Linked DNA regions of Homo sapiens: region 2 is linked to region 1. A link is a loop called in an ENCODE intact Hi-C map of the cell type or tissue named here. Cell type or tissue: gastrocnemius medialis. All regions are shown on one strand. Links, peaks and the distances in the headings refer to the core of each region. The heading gives the core; the rest is flanking DNA. Region 1 has its middle 45 kb from the start of LINC00593. Region 2 has its middle 62 kb from the start of LINC00593.

Region 1 (5,377 bases), core at 244-5,243:
ATAAGAAGAGTATGAGAACTGATACCTGAATAAAGTAATTTAACAGTTTATATTTTTCAGTGTATTTCCCCATTGCCTTTTGTGGCACCCCGCTAACAACCTTTGTAGACAGAAAGAATGGGTTTCATTAATTCTATGTGCCAAGTAAGGAAACCAGGGGTGGGAGCATGTTGGGAGAAGCAGCAACTTACCTGAATGGTGAGTTTGGGTGAAGGAGTTCTGCCGCTCTGAGTTTCCCCCAGGGGATCTGCTTGCCTGCTGAGAGGTGCCCTGGGCCCAGCCTCTGAGGGTGGGCCTGCAATCAGCCTGTTGGCTCTGCGTCAGGGAGGAAAAGGCTAAGCCAAGCTGACTCAGAAGATGTGCTGAGTCCATCCTCCCAGGGACCCGAGCATCCCTGTCTGAGTAGCACGTGTCAGAGGTGCTGATATTTTGATCTTCATCTGAATGACCCCTCCAGCAATCTCCCAATTTGTTCTGAACTAAGTGGGAGAAGTACCAAAATGCTGTTTATCCTTTCCCCAAAACCCCAACAGAGATGATAAGCAACTTGGTCAGACAATCCAAGACTTTACCTGGAGTCACCTAGCCGTCAACCTCTTACCCTTTTCAGCTGGAGGAACCTTGTCAGAGAGAGACATTTAAACAATGATTTAAACCAACAATGACTTAAAGCCTGCAGGATTCATCAGAACCATCAGTATTCTCCTGTGCTCTGTGAATCTCCGAGAGGAGTTAGATAAACATGCCTCATTTCCCAGTCTTATTTGACCACAGATTTGTTTCTTTCTCTCATAGGTCCATGTGAAGGTCTAGTGTTCTACCGTTCCATATTTTTGGACATGTTGCCACAGATAGCCAATTGCTTCTTGAGAGTTGCAGTGGAAAGAGACAAAAGGCTTAGCTTCACTGCAAAAGGGGTTGGGTGACCTTGGACAAATCCCTAAGCCTCAGTTTCTGTGTCTTTCAAACAGGGATCATACGCTGATCTCATAACATTGATGTAAGGATAAAATGAGATAACAAATATCCCCAGCAGATCCTTCCCAGCAGTAAAAGTCATCACACAGGTGTATAATCTTGTACCCAAAAAGGTGTACCAGATGTGGGATTTACAAAAAAGATCAATGGACAAGTAACTCTTTCTTTGACCAAAGAACTCTCTGAGTTGCAAAAGGACTAACAAGGTTTTTTAAAGCTGCAAACCCCTGTTGACCTCTCTCCCCCAGGCTAATTTAGAAGAGAGTACAATTTTAAAGACTTCAACCTACCAGAAGCAGGTCTATTTATAAACCAAAGCTCAGGCGCAGAATTCTGTGAGTTCACTTCCATGCTCAGCAAGGTCCCCTTATCATCTCTGGAGCCCTGCCTAGTAATTAAGACCCTGAGTCCACCACTTCTCCATTAGGGTTTTCCTCTGAGATGCCCTATACGAGTTCCTTGCAGACTCAGATCCTCATCCCCACATGCCCAAGCCAAGTTCATTCCAGTCTTCTGGATGCCTGGGATTGGCTCCTCCCTGTGGCAAAGTTGGCTGGTTACCCCTGATAATGCACTCTCCCCATGCATGCCCCTCAGTGATAGAACTTAAGACTGCATTTCCCAGACTCCTTGTGGAGGTAGAAGTGGCTGCAAGAAGAAGTTCTATCAATGAGATATGTTTGGAAGTCACACGTACCAGTTCTGGGTCAGCCTGTCCTGAATGGGAATGACTTTTCTTCAATTTCTACTTTTCCTCTTCCTGTAGGTTAGAATAGTGATGAGATGGCAGGCTCTAGAGCAGCCGTTTTGAACCGTATGGTGAAGGTTGTTGATTGAGAATGGCAGAGCAACAAGGTGGATGGGGCCTGGGTCTCCAAAACCATGAAACTGCCGTAGGAGCCCTGGACTGCTTAAATTAATACTGTTATCGGGGGAGCAATACACTTCTGTTGTGTTTAAGACATTGTTGTTTTGGCCTTTCAGTTACAGCAGCTGAACTACTTCTCTTTGCATAACTACTTCTAACTGCTCTTTAAAACCCATGATATCTGCCCTTCCATGCCACACCACCCAGCCCAGAACCTATTGCCTATACCAAATCTTGATGCACTGAATTCTGTTTGATTTAACTTTATTGGCCCCAGTATAGAGTGTGCTGAACACCATGAAAAGATAGTTACAGAGTTGCTTTATATGACCTTCACTTGTTCTTGCTTGGTTTGGTGTCTCTGCTGCAGGTATATTCTCCCAAACAGTGCTGTGTACCACTGCAGGGCAGGGCCAGGTCACAGACCTGTGTCACCACCGTTCATGGTGCATAACACTCAATTGAGACCAAAAGAAACCAATGGGGACATAAAGCCAGCCAAGGCTGGTGGGGTGTGGCAGGGGACAGTCCCGGCGCTGAGCCTTTAAATACAACCTGATGTCAGAGAACTCTGACATGTAACTCGAGACAAGACCTGCTATAATAGGATCCTTCCAACGTGGAAAAATAAGGTAGGCCGACTGCCGCCACCATGGAGAGGCGACAAATATTTGCGCTCCGGCGTAAGGATGCCTGGCTGACTCTGTGCTGTCACAGGGAGACATGCACACCTGTTGCAGCTGGAGCACAGTCAACCCCAGCCAGCCACCCTCAGATAGACCAGTAGAGTACTGGGAAATAACAGGCGATGCTAGCTATTACACAATGAAGCTGTGAGCAGCTTGGCAAGACAGAATGGACTGCCTCGTGAGGTAGTGAGCTCCCTGACAGTAGAGGTAACCAAGCCAGGTGACCACTGTGGAAATGCTTTAAGCTCATTCCAACCTAAGTTTGGAGAAAGAGATTGCCACGGGCGGCTTGAGGTTTTACAATATTATGATTTTTCAGACTGCAGTGCACATCTCCCCTCCATTGACTCCATCCCAGCATTTGTCTCCAGGAACCTACTGGTGTTCGAAGTTCTGCTATCAGGGCTTTATTCTGTGAGGGTAAGGTGCCACAATCTTCTGGAGCTGTTGGTTAAATAGAGGTTGCTACATAATGTTGTAGTTGTTGGCTTTTTTTCTGTGAATTCATTTAGCGGACGCTTCTCCCCAGTAGCTTGGGAAGAGATTGTTGGAGCACTGGTCATCATAGTAGGGGTCTTTGATTCAGATGCACCATGAAGGCAGGATGTGCGTGGGATCAGGGGTGGTGGTGGTGAGAGCTCTGAGGGAAAAGGAGGATGTGGGAAAGTAGAAGTGGCAGGAGTGCATGACCAAAAACACTCTCATCTAATTCACAGCTGAGCCCAGGCTGGCCCTACCTGGACCAAAATCCCAACATCAGTGCAGTATCTTCTACCTCCCAATAAAAGCCTCCCAAGGAAGCACTGGGCTAGAAGTCCAAAGACTTTCTGGTGGTCCTGGCTGGGCCACTCCCTGGCAGTGGGCTTTGGGTACGTCCCAATGCCACCTTGCAAAGCTAAGCTCCCTCTGTGCCCAAACGAGAGGAGGCATGCGCTGGTCTCCAAGGACCCTCCTACCCTGACATGGTCTGAGGGCGGGACCAAGGCACTAGGGCGGGCTTTGGGGTCCCCAGACCTGGTTGTGAAACTCAGCTCTGCTTTCTCAGAACCATGCCACCTTGAGCAAGTTACCTAAACTTCCTGAGCCTCAGTCCGCACATCTGTGAAATGGGGACAGTAATACTTGCTTTGAAGGATTGTTAAGATGATAAAATATGTCATTTTACTAGTTGATGCCTCAGTGGGAAATAGCGGGCTTCAACCATAAAAGGGAGCATCTGAAGGGTGCATCGTCCTCTGATTGATATCGGGCCTGGGTCTTCATCCTTTTCTTCAACAGATGTTTTTTTGCGCTTCTACTATGTGCCAGGCACATTGAACTATACAAAGTTCAACTCTACATCGTTGAACTATGCAAACACCCCTGACCTTGGACCAAGCCCATCCTGACTGCCTATCTGACAGTCCGTGAGCTCCTCAGGCCCCTCATCCTTGAATCTGCCCCGCCCTGAGCTCTGAACACATCTCTCTAGTACTTCCAAGGAGCTCCAGCCTCCCACACCCCTACCAAGCCATTCCTCCCTAGGCTTCCCAATTCCAGGGAAGTTAGTGGGGTACCATAAATTGGGGCCAAACTGTCGCAGGCTTACTACACGCAGGTTCATGAAATGTCCTTATTCAGAGATGTAAGAAATCATTTTCCCACAACGCTCAAGTCTGACTTCAAATTAGAATCACCTGGCAATTTACAAAAACATCTTGATGTGGGGTCCCACTCCTAGAAAAATCTCACTCAAGGGATCTGGGCTGGAGCTTGGGCAGTGATAGTTTCAAAGCTCCCCAGGCAATTCTAATGCATAAGAAACCTGTGTGAATCCAACCCGCCTCCCTTTGCAGATGGAAAGAGGAATTCACCAAGGTCAAATTCTACCTAGAAGCCCAGTGAGTTATGATTCTCTGTATTTTACAGACAAAGAAGCTGAGGATGACAGGGAGGAGGAGGCTTTGGGGAGCCCTTCTCCCATGAATCCTCCCCACCTTGGGCAGTGTATTTCATCTCAGCAGAAGCCTTCATTGCCTTAACTAAAAGACCTGGTACCAAGGCTGGGTGCGATGTTTCATGCCTATAATCCTAGCACTTTGGGAGGCTGAGGTGGGAGGATCGCCTGAGTTCAGGAGTTCAAAACCAGCCTGGGAACATAGGGAGACCCAGTCTCTAGAAAAAATAATAAAATTAGCTGAGTGTGGTGGTGTGTGCCTGTGGTCCTAGCTATTTGGAAGGCTGAGGTGGGAGGATCACTCGAGCCTGGGAGGCCGAGGCTGCAGTGAGCTGCGATCATTCCACTGCACTCTAGCCTGGGTGTCAGAGTGAGACCCTGTCTTAAAAGGAAATAAAAAAGCCTTTAAGAAATTGAGTACAGATTAATAAACTTAATAAATTAAATAAAAATAAAAAAAAGACCTGGTACCAATGGAGGCCTTTCAGGCACTATGACAGGCAGGGGTGGAAAATTTGAGGGTAGGAAGAGGACCTTCCACCTCCCATGCATAGTGCTGCTATTTGCCTGTCAGTGATCCACGTGCAAAGAGCCTGCTATGAAAGGCACCTGCATGGCCCCACCCCACCCAGGCAGGTGATGATGAGGGGCGCCAGGCAGGTATATGCAGCTCAGAAGGCTGAGCTCCCCGACAGGGGCCTGCAGCACCCAGTACTGGGACCCAAGGCCCCTGAAGAATGGAGAGCCCCCCGACAGGACAGAGGGGCTCGGTCCCAAGAGCAGTGGGGGAACAGAAATTGTCCCCTAGTAGGCTCTTTGGCAACCACCCAGACATTTCAACTCTCCCCCTCCCCAACAACCTCCTGGCAGGTGGGCCGAGATGCAGACCCAGTTGCCAGCCTTTGT
Region 2 (5,377 bases), core at 70-5,069, 110 kb before region 1:
GAGATCGCGCCACTGCACTCCAGCCTGGGCAACAGAGTGAGACCCTGTCTCAAAAAAAAAAAAAAAAAAGGAAAAAAGAAAAAAGAAAAGAAAATAAATTAAACAATTTTATGCATTAAGCACCTACTGTGTGAGCGCATCATGCTAGACTGCCATCAGGATCTTGCCTGTGATGACCTGTGAGGTGCAGAAAAAATTGGTCCCCTGAATCCTTGCACAGTACATGGGCGTCTTTAGTGCTAACATGCCTTGTCTGTACCCCAGACTCTTCCTTCAGCTACCAAGGTCCTCACCTCTTCCTCTTGTTCCAAACCAGTTGGATAGAGCTCCAAAGAACATTTAATAAATTCACACACACTCAGGTATAGATAACTGATAACCACTTGATGTGTGATGTGTTGTTTCTCCAAGGGATTATTTTAATTCCAAGAAAGATCTAAACCTAAAGCAGATGTTCTTAATCCAGGTCCATGGAAGGTCTGAGTGTGGGTACAGTCAATGTGCTCAAACTTTTTTCTCTGGGGAGACAGTCCATATCTTTTATCAGATTCACCATTGGTCTGTGAACCAAAAAAGATTAAGAAATTGTTCCCCTCCGTCTCTACTAAATTACAAAAAATTAGCAGGGTGTGGTGGTCTGCACTTGTAGTCCCAGCTACTAGGGAGACTGAGGCAGGGGGATCGCTTGAACCAGGGAGGCAGAGATCGCAGTGAGCCAAGATTGTGCCACTGCCCTCCAGCCTGGTGACAGAGCAAGATTCCATCTCAAAAAAAAAAAAAAAAAAAAAAGAAATGGTTCCCTAGAGTGGGGCTGTCCAGTAGAACTTTCTGTGGTGAAGGAAGTATTCTATATCTGTGCTGTCCAATATGGTAATCACTAACCACTTGTGGCTATTGAGCACCGGAATTGTAGCTGGGGCAAGTGAGGAACTGAATTTTAAAATCTATATGAGTTAATTTAGATTTAAACATAAATAGCTTAGCATGGCTGGTGGCTGGTGGCTACCATATTAGGCCGTGTAGCCTGAGATGATAACGATTTGATAGTAGAATTTTAGATATGTTGAAGAGGTGACATTTTAGAGTATACAAGGGGATTCTTATGAACAAGAATTTCTCAAAATTTCTCTAAAATTTAAATTTCTTTAAAATTTAAAAATTCATTGGTTCATTTACTCATTCATTCATTCAGGCATGCACATACATGAATCAGCACTGACATCTGCTGAGCAGCCACCAGGCTTGTGGTACTGAGAGAACAAAAGGTGACTAGGAGAGTTTTTTACAATTTACTGGGACCAGAGTGTCTGCCTAGACAGGTCCCTTTGAGGATGCCTTTGTATTTAAAAAAGCAAATTTTAAAAAAATGGATTTCCCTACTTGTCAAATCCTTATGACATTTGACAATCTCAAACAAGAGAATGTTTCTTCCCCTTGGAAGAACGTTTGATCCCCACAGATAGGGAGGAAGCGGATCAAGTAGCTTGCAAAGTGGAAGAGGCTGGGGATATCTCCTGGAGGATCAGGTTCCATTTATAAATGGGAATCTCACAGTTAATGTTTTATGGATGTCGGTGAGGCAACCTTTGGGAAACAAGGGGACTGAGCATCTGGTATTTATTGATTTTGAAGCTTCTTTTCTTCCATGTTATCAGTAGCTCATCTACTCTTGGGTTGTGGTGAGGGTTAATTAGCTTTTATGGGTGAGCTCTTATAGCAGTGCCTGTTGCACCATGAGTGCTCTGTGTCAGTTATTATTATTGTTGAGAAAGTGCCCGGTAAATGTAGAAGCGGTAGGTGCTCAATACATTTGTTGAATGAATGACTGAAATTGCTTAGTGCACAAAATTAAAAAGCGTCAAGCAGAATCAAAGCTGAATGTCAGTGTCTGCAATGGCCTTTGCCAATTGCAAAATAGGCCAGTACCATGGCCAAGGCAATGAGTCTCTGCTTTGTGAATGCGCCCATGAGGGTTTGCCATCACAGCACGATGACTCCCAACTGAGGGCCTTGGCTTCTCAAGTGGAAATGGACTAGACATTGCTTAAGACCTGCTTCAGCTGTCCTGATCTAAGAACGTGTCACCTATCTCTAGCTGGGTCTTTTCAGCATGTCAGGCACAATGACAACATCTAAATCTACTCCAGCCAAGAGAGCTACAACAATCCACTATGTGAACATAGAGACCAGAATTCAGTTCCAAACAACCCATTTTGCAACAGCTTAAGAATTTCCAGTTGTGTCTTCTAATGAACATCAACTCCAGAAGTGGGACGGCACTGTAGACATTTGCAAGTGAGTTATGGAGGCGCTCTCAGCCCTGCCAAGGAAGGGGATGCGCCAGCATCCCTAGAAATAGACAAAACAACTCCAGCAAGGTCCCAATTGCACACTATAGAATTTTTAAAACTTGGAGCGAACAACCCCTTCCATGTCTGGCTGTCATTAAGCTGGACAGTCATAACTCCTTTCTGCTGGCTGCCTTCAGCCCTTCATGTTGTCTTTATCTTGTCAACACAGAACCCTTTGGCCTCCAATCCTATTCTTCTGATTAAAATGCCAGCATTGCTCTCCAGATAGCTCTTAACTTTATATCCTCTTAGAAGAAAAACAAAAAGGAAAATTGATCAGGACAGTTCAGTGTGTGAGGAATGGACATCATTTTAGGGTGGGGAGTGGAGGAGGAGGAGGCTGGTCCATGGTAAGGTTGCTAGAAGACTCTGTCCTGCATGGGTCTCAGGAATGAGGTCTTCATGCTTGAGTGGGGAACCAGGCTGCAAAGAGGAATGTGAGTTGGCATCTCATGGGATGACTTCAGTTCTGAGGGAATCCTTCCAGACTGGATATTTCTGAAAAGTGATAACCCCAGATCTGCCTGCCCAACCACTGTTCTTCATTCTCTCCCTCCTCCTCTGGATTGCATAGTAAAGAGAGGGGAGGGGAGGGAGCTAGTACTTGGAGTTGGCCAAACCTGGTCAACCCAGTAATTTCCTAGTTACATAGCATTGGGCAAATGTGTTCATCTCTCTGGGCCTCTGATTCCTTAACTGTGAAATGGGAATATTAAATCTATCTTGTAGAATCATTGGAGGGTGAAATAACTGTATGTGAAAGAAGTTACACGTTGAGAGGAGTTTTTGTTATTGTGATATATAATGTCTTTATTTAGCATTAAGCTGTTGGGCTCACTCTAGTGGATCTCACTCATCTCGGTTTTCTCAAAGAACCCTGTTTTTACCTTCCAACAACTGGTGCATTTTACTCCAAGATTTCCTGGTTTTATGGCATTATTTCCACCATCTTTGGCAACGTACCTTCCTTTGCCAACCAACACATGCTCACAAACCCTCCATTCAACATTTAACAAACATTCACTGAGTGCCTACTCATGCATTCTCTGTATGCCAGACCATCAGTGAACAAAATAAAGATTTAGGTGCACATTCTAGGAAGGCGAGAGAGACAATAACTGTAATACATAAGTAACTTATACAATCTATTAAGAAGTGGTAAGTGCTATGAGAAACTGAAAAGTGGGCTGAGAATGGAGTTGTCCAAGGTGTGGGCTGCAGTGGTTAATAGGGTGCTCAGGGTGGCCTCATGGACAAAGCAAAATGTTAACAAAGACGTGATGGAGATGAGGAAGTTGGCCAAGAAGAAGAAGTTGGCAGAGTAACTTTCTAGGCAGAGGCAACAGTTCAGCAGAGATGTGAAGCTGTGCAGGAATGTTCAAGGGCAGGAAGGACCTAGAGTCAGGGTTTTAGAAAAGGGCATGCAGATGGAGTTGATGGAAAGTGCAGGTCACACGGGGCCTTGTTGGCCATTGCAAGGATTTGAGGTTTGACTCTGCATGGAGTAGAAGTCCACTGTAGGGCTTTGAGCAGAGGAGAAACCTGATTGATTGCACTTGTGTTTTAAAAGGGTCTTCTGGCTCTATGTTAACGGTAGATGGTAGGAGGTAAGAGTGGAAAGAGGGAGACCCATTTGGGAATCTTTGCTGTAAGGTACAGGATAAATGATGGTGGCTTACACCAAGGTGGTATCAGGGGAAGTGGGGAGAATGGTCAGAGTCTGGATCTATTTGAAGGTGGAAGCACCAGGTTTGCTGATCTATTAGATGTAGGGTGTGAGAGAAAGGGAGGAATCAAGGGCATCTCCAAGGTTTTTGGCTGAGCAAGAGGAAGGATGGAGGTGCTATCAGCTCAGCTGAGGAAAGCTGTGGGTGGAGACAGTTTTGGGTAGGAGGAGATTGGGAATTTTGGATATGTTGAGTTTTAGATGCCTGTTAGACATCTAAGTTAAGATGTTGAGTGGGTGTTTGGATATATAAGACTGAAGTCCAGGAAAGAGGTCTGAGCTGGAAATATAAACGTGGGAGTCAGCAGCATCGAGTTGGTATTTAAAGCCATGAGACTAGATTGCCATGAGCCTTTCTTCCCAAAAACCCAATATACACGCATAATAATTTTCATTTGTGACTGTGTCACAGATTTCCCAAGGATCTCCCATCATCTATCAGTGGATGGTTAATTATAAAATTTGAAAAGCCTAAGACTGTCAGTGGTTGGAAGGTGGAGTAGGAGATAGAAGCTCAGAGCAATTTGTTAACTTTTAAGTCTCTTAGTTGGACTGAAGGCATGTACCAGTGCCCAGGGTAACATAGGCAAGATGGCAAAGTGGGGTGGTGAATTATATTTTTGGGAGAAGAGCCGTAATTCAGTGTGGTGGGGTAGTAGTCCCTCTTTCTCTCAGTCTCTGTATCTGAGTTTCCAGTCACACAGCATAGACCTGACACCAAAGCCATGCTCAACCACGAGCTTGAGATTCCAGGATGATAGTCCCTGAGAAGGCAAAGTTGTCATCTCTCAAGGCCAGGAAGGAAGGAGATGCACTGCCCTAACCAAGAAGATTTCACACTGGAATTCAGGGAAGCTAGAGAGCCACACATGGGATATGGTGCTTGGTGTGTACTATGCATGGGATGTTGAAACAGCAACCATGGAGGAGACGTCCAGGGATTTCCAGGGGCACAGCCAGGAAGAGTCCATGCACACCCAACTACAACCCCATGTCCCACACCCAGTGAACAACTCCATGAGCTATAAGCAGTGCTGAGTTCTAAGCCAGAGGTTCCAAATGATGTTGTTTATCAGAACCTTGGAGCTTATTAAATATACTCATCTCTGGGCACTTCTTCCAGACCTCTGAATCAAAATAAAAAAACATATGATTTTGTAGGGGCCTCTTGGGGCTTCCAGTTAAGTTCATTCTGACTCTAAGTGTCTCATATTGAGCTTGGTTTGGTCCTTGATCATTGCTGTGCATCCCCTCTGTTCCGGGGAGTGGGCCACATCCTGCGGAGAGCACAGAACAATTT

What was found. Hi-C counts contacts between places; a loop is a spot of excess contacts. Peaks named below come from ENCODE experiments on the same cell type or tissue, not always from the same donor. Only the 100,000 strongest peaks of a DNase experiment are listed, where the experiment ranks them.
Region 2: a loop joins it to region 1, with 7 times the contacts of the local background. A loop is called at or near these places in 1 of 110 quality-filtered maps.

The regions. Positions count from the first base shown.
Region 1 is chr15:69,787,975-69,793,351 of GRCh38, reverse strand. No RefSeq gene overlaps it. Among named protein-coding and RNA genes, the nearest start is that of LINC00593, 45 kb to the left of the region's middle. In gastrocnemius medialis, for the core only: no CTCF peak of the experiment used is centred there; a DNase peak (open chromatin) is centred at 2,591; H3K27ac peaks cover 1,260 bases.
Region 2 is chr15:69,894,270-69,899,646 of GRCh38, reverse strand. No RefSeq gene overlaps it. Among named protein-coding and RNA genes, the nearest start is that of LINC00593, 62 kb to the right of the region's middle. In gastrocnemius medialis, for the core only: no CTCF peak of the experiment used is centred there; a DNase peak (open chromatin) is centred at 1,976.